Linked DNA regions of Homo sapiens: region 2 is linked to region 1. Evidence: read pairs that join two places in POLR2A ChIA-PET (ENCODE). Cell type or tissue: Caco-2. All regions are shown on one strand. Links, peaks and the distances in the headings refer to the core of each region. The heading gives the core; the rest is flanking DNA.

What was found. Peaks named below come from ENCODE experiments on the same cell type or tissue, not always from the same donor. Only the 100,000 strongest peaks of a DNase experiment are listed, where the experiment ranks them.
Region 2: POLR2A ChIA-PET joins it to region 1 with 6 read pairs; 3 of 35 experiments call an interaction of 5 or more read pairs at or near these places.

What each region holds. Positions count from the first base shown.
Region 1 is chr20:19,711,843-19,717,930 of GRCh38, forward strand. It overlaps SLC24A3 (solute carrier family 24 member 3), which reads left to right. Exons shown (of 17, transcript NM_020689.4): 16 at 5,686-5,751. Among named protein-coding and RNA genes, the nearest start is that of RIN2, 43 kb to the right of the region's middle. In Caco-2, for the core only: no CTCF peak of the experiment used is centred there; DNase peaks (open chromatin) are centred at 2,689 and 3,117.
Region 2 is chr20:19,888,434-19,894,521 of GRCh38, forward strand. It overlaps RIN2 (Ras and Rab interactor 2), which reads left to right. Exons shown (of 13, transcript NM_018993.4): 3 at 1,133-1,225. The coding sequence starts at 1,169. Among named protein-coding and RNA genes, the nearest start is that of NAA20, 130 kb to the right of the region's middle. In Caco-2, for the core only: no CTCF peak of the experiment used is centred there; a DNase peak (open chromatin) is centred at 2,538.

The DNA.
Region 1 (6,088 bases), core at 539-5,538:
TTGGCCAGGATGGTCTTGATCTCTTGACCTCGTGATCTGCCCGCTTTGGCCTCCCAAAGTGCTAGGGTTACAGGTGTGAGCTACCGCGCCTGGCCGCAGATGCTCATTTTGTTTGTTTGTTTGGGGTAGGGTTTTGCTCTGCCACCCAGGCTGGAGTGCAGTGGTGGGATCACAGCTCACTGTAGCCTCGACCTTCCCAGCTCAAGTGATCCTCCCACCTCACCCTTTCAAGTAGCTGGGACTATAGAGACACTCCAACAGAACTGGCTAATTTTTATTTTTATTTTTTGTAGAGTTGAGGTCTCACTATGTTGCCCAGGCTGGTCTTTAACTCCTAGATTCAGGCAACCCACCTACATCACCTTCCCAAAGTGCTAGAATTGCAGGCATAAGTCACCACGCCTGGCCCAGATGCTCATTTAAACATACAGTATGTGGAGCCAGGGACTGGAGGGGTGAGGGAATTAGGTGCTAGAGTGAGGAAAAACTCACGAGCCAGGCATCTGCCCTCTGAGCATTTGGACCTGCTGTTCTGGTAAGAACATGCCCCAACCCAAGCACAAGCAGGACGACATCAGCACCATAGGGACAATAGTGAACTTGGAAGAGGCAAAAGGACTTATGGCAGGATGGGCAGAGTAGAGGTGGGAAGGAGGTGAGACCCCCACCTAGCTAGACCGAAAGTCTCAAAGAGGGCACAGGAGTGTGCTTAAGGTGCTGACTACAGAGAAGGGGTGCTAGGATATGAGACAGTGACATGAGGTCCTTAGCAGAGCTCCTGGCCCTCCTCGATCTTCATTAATGGCTAGCCTGTCAGGAAGGAGGAGCCCTACAGGCCTCTTTTCATTTTGCTTTTGAATTATAAAAGTAATACACATTAATAGCCCAAAACTGGAAGTGGCCCAGATGTCCATCAACAGGAGCATAATTAAACACACCGTGGCATATTTACACTGCTGTAAAAATAAATGAGCTGTTGATGCAATGAAAACATTGAAGGAGTCTTTAAAAATGATGCGGATATAAAAGAGTACACGCTGCAGGATTCCATTGCTATGAAGCTCTAGGACAGGCTGAACTGCCTTGTGGTAGAGAAACAGGGCAGTGCCTGCCTCAGGCAAGGCTTACAGAAGGGCACCTGAGAACTTTCTGGAATGACAGAAGTGTTCTGAGCCATGGTAGAGTTTGAGTTACATGGGTGTATGCATTTCTCAGAACCTGTTGAATGGTACAATTTTGTGGTGGGAATTTTACCATGTAAAATGGCATCTAAGAATAAAAGACCCATGAATTGTGAATGAACTCTACTTAATGAGATGCAGGCAGGAGTGCTGAGGGGTGAAATGGCCTGGTCTCTGCAGTTTACTTTGAAGTTCCCACAAGCACACGTGGACATGCCCTGCTCTTAAAAAAATAAGATGGTATAATTCTTCCAACTTTCCTGAATGCTTGAAAACTTCCATAGCAGCATGCTGGGTTTAAAAACACTACATAGACTCAAAATAATTTAAGTAAAGTGGGGAAGGGAGAGAGAGTACATTGGGCAGAGACCACATTGCTTCTGGAACATTATCCAGGGAGTGGCATCCGGGGTCTCTCTGCTTCCAACCTCACTCTGACCAGTCCCTGCTGCCCCACAGAACACTGGCCTCCTTATAATGCATATTCCAAATGAGACTTCATGGACATGCCTTATTCATTCATCAGTTACGTTTTAAGCACGTGGTCTGTGCCCAGCCCTCTGCCAGGTGGAGGGTAAAGTCAGACGTGGTTCCTACCCTTGCGGTGTCTGTAATCTAGTAAGCTATTGTTCAGTGATAGGTTTAGAAAAGAAGCAGCCTCGGGTGCAAGGAAGTGGACCCAGCCCCCAATTATTCAGAAGGTATTACACACCAGGCCCTGTTCAACAGTTTTAACGTGGATTAATTCAGTTCAACCTCATAAGCACCAACAAAGCAGGAACTGTATTATCCCCATTTTACACTTTGAAAAACTGAGGCTTAGAGAAGTTCAGTTACCCATCCATGATGATACAGCAAGTGAATGACCAAGAAGAGATTCAAAACCCAGGAAGTTAGCTCTGGAGTCCATGCCTTAAACCAGAGGGTTGCAAACATTTTCTACAAGGGGCCAGAGAGGAAATATTTTAAGCCCTGTGGATCATGCTGTCTCCATCAAAACCACTCAGCTCAGCTGCTGTCGTGTGAAAATAGCCATTGATGATACATAAATGAATGAACTGAGTTCCAATAAAATTTTATTTACAAAGACAGGCTGGAGCCAGATGCCGTGGCTCATGCTTGTAATTCCAGCACTTTGGGAGGCCAATGCTGGAGGATTGCTTGAGGCCAGGAGTTTGAGACCAGCCTGAGCAACATAGCAAGATCCTATCTTTACAAACAACAACAACAAATTAGCTAGGCATAGTGGTGTGTGCCTATAGTCCCAGCTACTTGGGAGGCTAAGGCAGGAGGATCACTTGGGCACAGGAGTTCAAAGCTACAGTGAGCTATGATTTCACCTCTGCACTCCAGCCTGGACAACACAATGAGACCCAGTCTCTAAAAAAAAAAAAAAAAAAAAACAACAAAAAGAGGCAATGGCAATGACTCCTGCCCCAAACCATCCATAGCTGCAGCAGCTGGGAGATGTTTGAGCTGGGCCAGAAGGCAGCTGAAGGAGCCCTCATTCCTGCCTGTCACATCCTGGTGGAAGTACAAGGGTCAGACAGCAAGGAGTAAATACAGGCTTTGAGAGCCCAGGTCTCTAACAATGAAAACACAAAAATACACCCCTGGGTGTGTGTAGTAGTTCATGACCAAAGGAAGGCCATAGAGAAAAAGGTGAGAAGTTAAAAACACAGCAACTCCACAAAAGAGTGAGTTGCCTTTGGCCTCTGGAACCAGATTTAGAATTTCAGCCACACTGTTCTTCGAGATTTCATGTGAACATAGGAAGAGTAAAGTTCAAAAGCTTTGGTTTAACAGGATTCCTTTTGAAAATGTTTGGCCAAAGGGAATTTTCCTGCTAGGAGCTTTGCTGTCACTGGCTCTTGGTTTCTTAAGGGCATGAAATCACTTTACTAAGTTCTTGTTGCTGACAAGGGTTTGACCCTGGAGCTCAGAGGGCAAGCTGTGCTGGAAATGCATTGCCCCTCTTAGAAGATATCTGTATGCGCAGTGCTGAAAGTTAAGAGCTCAAAAGGATTCCTGAGTGTTTATCTACAGTTTCACATCTACCCAAGGGTGACTGAGGATAGCTCCAAGAGCCTCTTCCTCTCTCCTAGGGGTTGCCATCTTGCTCTGAGGAGCCCATCTCTCCCATTCAACATTGACCAGAACACAGGGGATTATCATAGTCAGTGTGGACAGAATATTTGGAGGAAGAAAATCTTCAGTACAACCCATTTGCGATGCAGTCTTGTATGCTGGCCTCTTTATACCAACCCAGCTGATGAAAGTAGGAAAGTCTATCCGCAGTCAGGTTGAGTGTGTGCATGAAGTTAAGCCACCAGCTGGACTGCGACGGGGCCGATCTGCCATTTTTCCACACTGAATTAACCAGGTTAAGCCATTGCTCTAGTGTCACAGAGATATGACTTGAGTCTTCCTTTATTCTCGGGAAGGCATTTGGTGGCAGGGAAGCATGTTCCAGCTGGGGGCCAGCAAATGGTTGACTCACAGGGATTGCAAGTCACGAGAGAAAGAGTCCAGCTCAATCCCTCTGTGACAGGACATCATTAAGTCACATCTTCACAGAAAGGGTTGGCTGTTTAGGGCGTATGGTGTCCCTATTTTCTGTCCTGTCAGAAAATAAACCTGACACACCCACCTATGGAGACTCCTTCCCATATGCACACTCCAGTAGTGAACTGGTGCAGTCATGCCAAGAGGTACCTTAAACCCTGTCAGAAGGGCCCAGAACCACTCCTACTCGATAATTACCACTTAGTTGTCTAACAGAAACAATGCACAAATCAACCAGCCTCACTTTCCCTTCCCAAGAACGTAGAGAAGCTTTTCACTCCCTGCAGGAGAGTGTACATTGGTTGGGGTCTGTAGTCCTCAAACCTGAATGCACACAAGCATTTCCAAGAAAACATGTGAAAAATGAATGTCAAGATCCCTTCCACAGAACCCTTGGAGAACAGAAGTGGATCTGAGCTTTATGCTTTCTCTAAATCAGTGGTTCTTAAACTTTCCTGTGCATCAGAATCACCTGGAGTTAAAGCACAGATTCTTGGGCCCTGCCCCAGGGTTTCTGATTCAGGAGTTCTGGGTGGGGCCTGAGATCCTGCATTTCTAACAAGTTCCCGAGAGCTGCTGCCGCTGCTGGCCCCAAAACCACCCTCTGAGAACCACTGCTCTAAGGAATCTCTTCTATTTTGGGGCAGCCGGCCTCATGACTTTGGTCAAAGGCAGAAGCAGTGTCTTCTCTACATCATGAAAGAAACTATTTGGCCTTTGTCAGCCAAGTCAGCACCCCAGTACTCTCTACCTGCTCTGCTTGATATTATAGCCACAACCACATGTGGCTCTTTAAATGTAAATTTGGTTAAAGATGAGATTAAAACTGTTTCTTTTTTTTTCAGTTGCATGAGACACATTTCAAATGCCCAACAGCCACCTGTACCTAATGGCTACCATGTTGGAGAGCACAGATATAGAACTTTTCCATCACCACAGAAAGTTCTGCTCATCAGTGCTATTCTATAGAAACTCCAAGGCTGGGTGCAGTGTCTCATGCTTGTAATGAGCCACTTTGAGAGCATGTTGGGCTGCTTGTAATGAGCACTTTGGGTGGCCGAGCTGGGAGGATCACTTGCTTCCAGGAGTTCAAGACCAGCCCGGGCAACGTAGTGAGACCTAGTCTCTACAAAAAATCAAAAATCAGCCAGGTGTGATGGTGTGTGCCTGTAGTCCTCAGGAGGCTGAGGTGGGAGGATCACTTGTGGCTGGGAGGTTGAGGCTATAGTGAGCCAAGATCACACCACTGCACCCCAGCCTGGGTAACAGAGTGAAACCCTGTCTCAAAAAAAAAGAAGGAACTCCAAATATGCTTCTCTTTTTCTCTTCATTGGCTGTTATCCCCATTCTGCAAAAAACAAACCTCCAAAAATCCCTTTACTAACATCAGAAATGGAATTTTAACTTTTTCTTCTGTTTTGTTTGCTCACAACAGCAACCCTCCTCCACTTCTTCCCATCAAGTTAGGGGAAGGACAGAGACATTTTGGTGCAAAAGAGATGAAAAGTTTATTCATATTTTTCCATTGCCCATGTCATGAAATTCATCCTAAAAGCAGTACGGGTTTGAGAAAGTAAAAGTTCCCCAGAGGTAAAGGAACACGTGGACAGGGATGTGTTGTGGGCCACAAGAATCTCACAGTCCCAGATAGAGGGTTCAGGTGGCCGTGGGGCACTCCAGCCAGGGGCCTGCTATTGAGGGTAAGGCCAGGATGGGACTGAGAGTGGACAAGACAAAGACAAGCCTTGGGTTTCCAGAACAGCACACGTCTCAAGTATAAGCTGTGGAGCTGGCTGCTGAAGCTGTTGCTTTTTCATTCTAGAGGGGAGATGTGGAATCACTGCTACTCAGAGTTGCGTAGGCAGATGCCTTTTCCAAAGCCTAACTCTGCTTTGGAAGCCTAGCTTGTCAGAAGCCTAACTCTAACCCTCTCTTACAGATCCGGCTGAATAGCAGGGGGCTGATCTACTCCGTAGGCTTGCTCCTGGCCTCTGTTTTTGTCACGGTAGGTTGGCAGCTCTCTCCTCGTACTTGTGTTTGCCTGTTCTTTCCTCCCCTTGGTTTCTTTGGAGACCAGATGAGCTTGGTCTCCTGGTGACTGGGTACAAGCAACCTCCTTGTCCCATCTCCTGGCTCTTTCTTCTAGAAGTGAGTCCTAGCAACCCACTAGAACACCTTCTCCCTTTCTGAAAGAAGCCAGCCTTCCTCTCAAAGGCATGGCCCTATCTTACATAGAAAGCAAACCATTTTCCCAAACACAAAGAGAAGATCCCACTTTGTCTGCAATATGAGTCATGGAAAGGTAGATTCCAATTCATTGATTGTTCCAGGTTCCCATACGA
Region 2 (6,088 bases), core at 331-5,330, 180 kb after region 1:
TTTGTGTCGCTGGCTCTCTGCCACTCAGCTAATAATGAAACAGCCTCAGTGAACCTGCAGCAGCAGCTGCCTTAGCTTCAGTGCCTACCCACCCCTGCAGCTGAACCACTTTGAATATTCCTTGATGGTGCAAGAGACAGTCTCACTATTCCCTTCACTGGCCTTCCTCTGTGTCCGTCACGGTTGGCATGAGCTACCTCCTGTGCATGTTATGGCGAGAAGGGATGAATGAGGAAAGACAGGGTGGTTTTATACTTGATCCTGGGACAGTCACTGGGTAAGGAAGGGTTTGGGGTTGCTCCCCCAGGCCCCCCTCAATGCGTGAAGGCCTGAGCCAGGTCAGCTGGCAGAGGTGTGTGTATGTTTAACTTAGAACTGAATGTTGAAGGCTTTGTGACCCAAAGGGAAGAATTATTGGGATCTGATGCCCTAGCAGGGGAAATTCCAAGCCCAAAAAGCTACAGTTAGAATTCAGAACTGTGTTGTTACCCTGCCTCTGAGTTTTCCTCTACGTTCAGCTCCCCTTTTGTGGATGATCGTGAAGCTGTTTACATGTTGTCCTCTTCCGTGAACTGATCCCTGTAAACAGTGACAGGATTTTATCCAAATATTTCTGATTTCTAAGGGAAAAATAGAGCAATTTCTTCCCAGTGCCCTTCTGTTGACCTTGCCTGGGGGAGAGGCCAGCAGAGCTAAGGATGACCTCACCCCCTTCCAGCAGGATTTCCTGGGATGTACAGAACCTCCTTCTTCAGCTGTCCCTCTGTGATCAGCCACATTCAATCTATAAACTTCCAGTGCAGATGATGGGGACATCTAATATTGGGTCTGTTCACATTTCAGCAGGAGGTGAAACACACAAAGTAATCATTAGGCTTCCTGAAGTCCCAAGGACCTTCTACGTCAGTGGCAGAGGTGGGAGGTGGGCTGGCGAGGTGGGGCAGTCTAGGAACTGCGCTGGTGGGGACAGGAAATTGGGCTGAAGGGAGATGTAAGGCCTTGGTGGGAAATAAATGGCACTGTGTTGTTGACGGAAAAAGATCTTGGCAGGACTGTTGTTGTGAGTGTTCTGTGGCTTAGAAAGGAATTTCCTACAGGCTGGACTAACCATTAAAAATGTCTCTACCTTCAGGAGTCCCCGGCGTGCAGTGGAGCCTCGCTGGGGGAAATGACAGCTTGGACCATGGGCGCCCGCGGTCTGGACAAGCGAGGAAGTTTCTTTAAGGTAAAAGGAAGCCTTGATTGGGATCTCAACTCGTCGGCTTGCTGCCTGAGCCTGGGAGCTGCGGTGCTCCATGGAGCTGCTGAGGGAAGTCTGCTCTCTGAGCCAGCACCGGCTAAGGGAGCTTGCCCGAGCCCAGCTGCTGATTGTTACCAGGGCTTATAACAGGTTGCGGGGTCTGTGATTTAGTGCTTTCATACAGGCACAGGACTCGGGCACGGAGAGGGGCCGTGCTGTGCAAGACGGCTGAGGCTGTCTTTATTTGAGAGCTGCTCAGTTTGTCCTTTTTCAGCTGCAGGGTTTTATGGTGGAAGCTGTACTTTGCTTTCCAGTGAATCAATGCTGTCGTCCATGTGTTCTCTCCTTGGCTTGTTTGTATGAATCACTGAAGGGCTCCAAAACAAACAAACAAACAAACAAACAAACAAAAAACAGCTTCCTGGACCGCACCTTAGAATGATGAAATATTATTTTCTGGTATATTTTATCAAACATCCCCAAAGGCTTCTTATGATAATGAGGAAGCATGATTATAACTGTCTAACTCTTCTGTGTTCATATTGATGTTAATGGGACTAAATTACCTTGCTAGCTTAATGAGATAAGATTTTAAATGGGTGTTTTATGTACTCTGTGTGTGTGTATTTAATGAAGACTTGGTGGTCGCTTCTGATTTACACTTGGGAATCAATTCCCCTCTTGTGGCTTTTTGCTTTGTTTCCTTTCATTCACCCTCGAATTAAGGCATCCTCAGTATAGAAAATTTTGAAAATACAGAATTATGTTTAAAAAGGTAGAAAAATGGAGGTAAAATATGCACTTGAAATCTGTCATAGGCAGTGTTCCAACACCAGGTCTTGTCCTCAGAGGAGGAAGACGGAGGAGATTTTATTACCGAGGACAAGTGACTATGTTTAACAATTAACCAACCTTTATGGGTTGGAAGTATCTATTAACACTTATTTACATGTTTCCTGTTTCCAAGAGACCAAAACTGATATATTGTGTCAACTGTTGACTCTACAAAAAAAAAAAAAAAAAAAAAAAACCATCAGAAGAACCTGCTGATAAAGCAAAGTTCATGAGATTTACTGAAATAAGGAAGAACATCACCAGGACACAGTCTTATTCATGTCTAAGCCAGGGGAGATTAAGAGGCAGATTTATAGGATTCGGGGATCTAGGCCTAAGTCCTTCAAGCTGCATTTTTCAAGGTGGAGAACTAATTTGATTTCAGTGACGTCTATGCCACAATAGCTTGGGACTGGTGGATACAGCAAGACTAGTATATTGAAGTGGCTCTTGACAAGTAAACCCTTGTTTGATAAGTGAGCTGTTTTCCCAGGTGAGCAAATTGCTTGCCAGGACAAATTAGTGTGTAGACATTTCCTGCAACAAACAGTGAAGTTATTTATTGGTTTACAGTCTTAATTTTCTGGGCAAGAAGATCCTGGAAGAATGAGTTACGTTATGTTGACACAGATGGTCTCAATTATCAATCCTAATAGTTAAGCTTTGTGGACAAAGTAGTCTCAGTTCTCAAATGATTTACTCAGTTTTGATCAAACCTGTATAACCTCCACCCATTGGAGGCAAATGAGAGTAAGGAGCTCCTCAAGTCCTCTGTAGATCAAGAGCTAAGCCCACCAGGTTGCCCAATTGTCATCCTCCAGGTTCCTGAGTTGCATCTGATGCTGAGATATTTATTTCCCCCTGTTAAGAGGGATGATCCAAAACCTCTCCTTAACCCAAAGCACTGTCTAGATCAGCCTAAATATTGGCTAGTCCATAATTACCACCTTATGATGGTCAGGAAGCACAGTGGAGCCGTATCTTACATAGTAGTTAGATTTTAAAGTCAAGGCAAAAGAAGAAAATGGAGGCCAGCCATGGTGCTTCATGCCTGTAATTCCAGCACTTTGGGAGGCCTAGGTGGGCGGATCACTTGAGGTCAGGAGTTCGAGACGAGCCTGGCCAACATGGCGAAACCCCATCTCTACTAAAAATACAAAACTTAGCTGGGTGTGGTGGCCTGCACCTGTAATCCCAGCTACTTAGGAGGCTGAAGCAGGAGAATCGTTTGAACCTGGGAGGTGGAGGTTGCAGGAGGTTGCAGTGAGCCAACATCGCACCACTGCACTCCAGCCTGGGCAACAGAGCAAGACTCCATCTAAAAAAAGAAGAAGAAGAAGAAAATGGAGTATAAAGTTGCCTTTGAACATTTCTTAGGAAGGTGCCCTGAGGGGCCCAATGTACTACCTATCATCAAGTCCATTGTAGCCAGTTTTTCCTGCAGTTCTAAGAAAATCATATTTGTTTTTATTTGAGTTTTCAGTGGGACAGCAGTTAAGTCATTGACTTGTATTTCTGGGCTATGCTATAGGAAAGAACCAATCAGGTGAGAGGTGAGAGGTCTGCCTGACCCCGCCAAGGGTGAGATCTGCCATGTAACCTCTCCTGGGTCAAATACCCATGAAAATATTGGCAAAGGCACCTGCACTATTTAACTTGTCTGTAATTTTGTGTTTTTGGCAGAGTTTAAATTGTTTAATTCATTAATTAATTAATTAATTTATTTTGAGACGGAGCCTCATTCTTTCACCCAGGCTGGTGTGCAGTGGTGCGATCTCGGCTCACTGCAACCTCTGCCTCCCGGGTTCAAGCGATTCTCTGCCTCAGCCTCCCGAGCAGCTGGGATTACAGGTGCCTGCCACCACACCCAGCTAATTTTTGTATTTTTAGTAGAGACGGGGTTTCACCATCTTGGCCGTGCTGGTCTCGAACTCCTGACCTCGTGATCCACCCGCCTCAGCCCCCAAAATGCTGGGATTACAGGCATGAGCCACCACGCCCAGCCTTGTTTAATTTATTTAAGTCAGATGCTCCATGTAAATGATATAGTTACTTTATACTTCTTTCTTTCCTCTTTCTTTCTTTCTTGGAGCTCCCAGGCTCAAGCAATCCTCCCACCCTGGCCTCCCAAACTGCTGGGATTACAGGCGTGAGCCACCGCACCCAGCCTCCTTCCTCTTCCTTCTAGACATGGTTATTCTTTGCTGTAACAATTATTCCGTAATTAGTCACCAATATTCACATGTAGTTCTCTGTGAGGAGAAGTGAACTGCCCTTTGGACATTCAGTACTGATTCTTTGCAGGTTCATTTGTAACAAGCTGGAGGGGAGTTCGGTGCTGAGATGGATTGTCACCCAGTGGCCACCTTCTGGGACCCACTGGCCCTGCTCTGACTCACCATGCTTTATTTCAGTTCTCACCTATTAAGCGCCCATGAGCAGCCAAGCTCTGTACGTGGCCAGGGAGAGAAAAAGCAGAAGCCACCCCTAACCTCATGGAGCTTTCAGTCTGGTAGCAAATAAAGATATTAATCAAATAATCACAGCACCAGACACATAATTATAAATCATGTTTTAAAAATGCTTCATGGGAGATGTAAAAGGAGCCCTGAGAATATATAACCTAATCTGGGGTTCCAGAGAAATCTTTCCCAAGGAAGCGGACTTCGATTTGAGAGCTGAGGTCGACATTATACCATTTAGGAAGATGGTTGGAGCTAAGTTTTGGAGTGACTCTTGATGCTACCGCAACGCACTTCTCAGCAGATACCAGTGATGCCATACAATTGGAGAGGATGCTTTCATAAAGCGTGAGGTTTCCTGGTCACATTCTTGGCTCACAGCTGAATTCCACATGAGTATTATCCCTCTCTTGGCTATTAGTGCTCACGTGACTTTGTGTAAAGCACAGATAATTGGAAGGCAATCATTGGACCTCTTTTTCATCATTATCCTCCCCATCCAGTTTGTGTTTCTAAGCCAGAGTTGCTAACCACTAGTAGTTAGCACTACTAGTGATTTGTGGTTTCCCATCTGTCCTGGCTCATGGACATGACTCAGATAGGCTGGAGGACATGAGGTGCGTGGATAACACACAGATTATCTGAGCATTCTGGGATCACTGAGATGCCCTGTGGTTACTGTGGAATCGCATCCCAGAAGCTCCGACCACATCCATCCATGCAGATAAACCCATTTTCCAGGCACTCACAGCACCATTGTTAATTTTCCACAACCATCTGGGAAAAGTGGTATCTTCCTGCTCCACAAAACATATGGCAGAGCCGGGCGCCATGGCTCACACCTGTAAATTGTAGCATTTTGGGAGGGCAAGGTGGGCAGATCACTTGAGGTCAGGAGTTTGAAACCAGCCTGGCCAACATGGTGAAACCTGTCTCCACTGAAAATACAAAAATTAGCCAGGTGTGATGATGGGCGCCTGTATTCCCAGCTACTCAGGAGGCTGAGGCAGGAGAATGGCTTGAACCCAGGAGATGGAGGTTGCACTGAGCCAAGATGGTGCCACCACACTCCAGCCTGGGCAACAGAGCAAGACTGTGTCTCAAAAAACAACAAAAACAACAACAAAACACGTGGTGGGGAGAAGGGGTAACACCCTACACATGGTAGCCAAAGTTACCTGCTTTTAAGTAATAAATGTGAACACCTACTGCTATCACATTTCAAAGGTACATTGAACGAAAGAGTTTGTATAAGAAAGATGTCATCTAGGCTGGGAAAGCTATTGGTAGTCTTGAATTAGGGGCAGAGATGCTCAAAGTTATCTTTGATCCCCGCTTTCCCTGAATCCCATAGTTACCCCCAAGCCACCCCCACTCTCCCTACCATCCAGGCTCCCAATGCTGGCAAATCCTCCTCTTTAAAAAAATTTTTTTAAATTTTTAAATAACTTCTCTTTTTAAAAAAATAGAGATGGATTCTCTGTGTTGTCCAGGCTGGCCTCAAACTCCTAGCTTGAAGCAATCCTCCTGCTTTGGCTTCCCAAATCCCTGG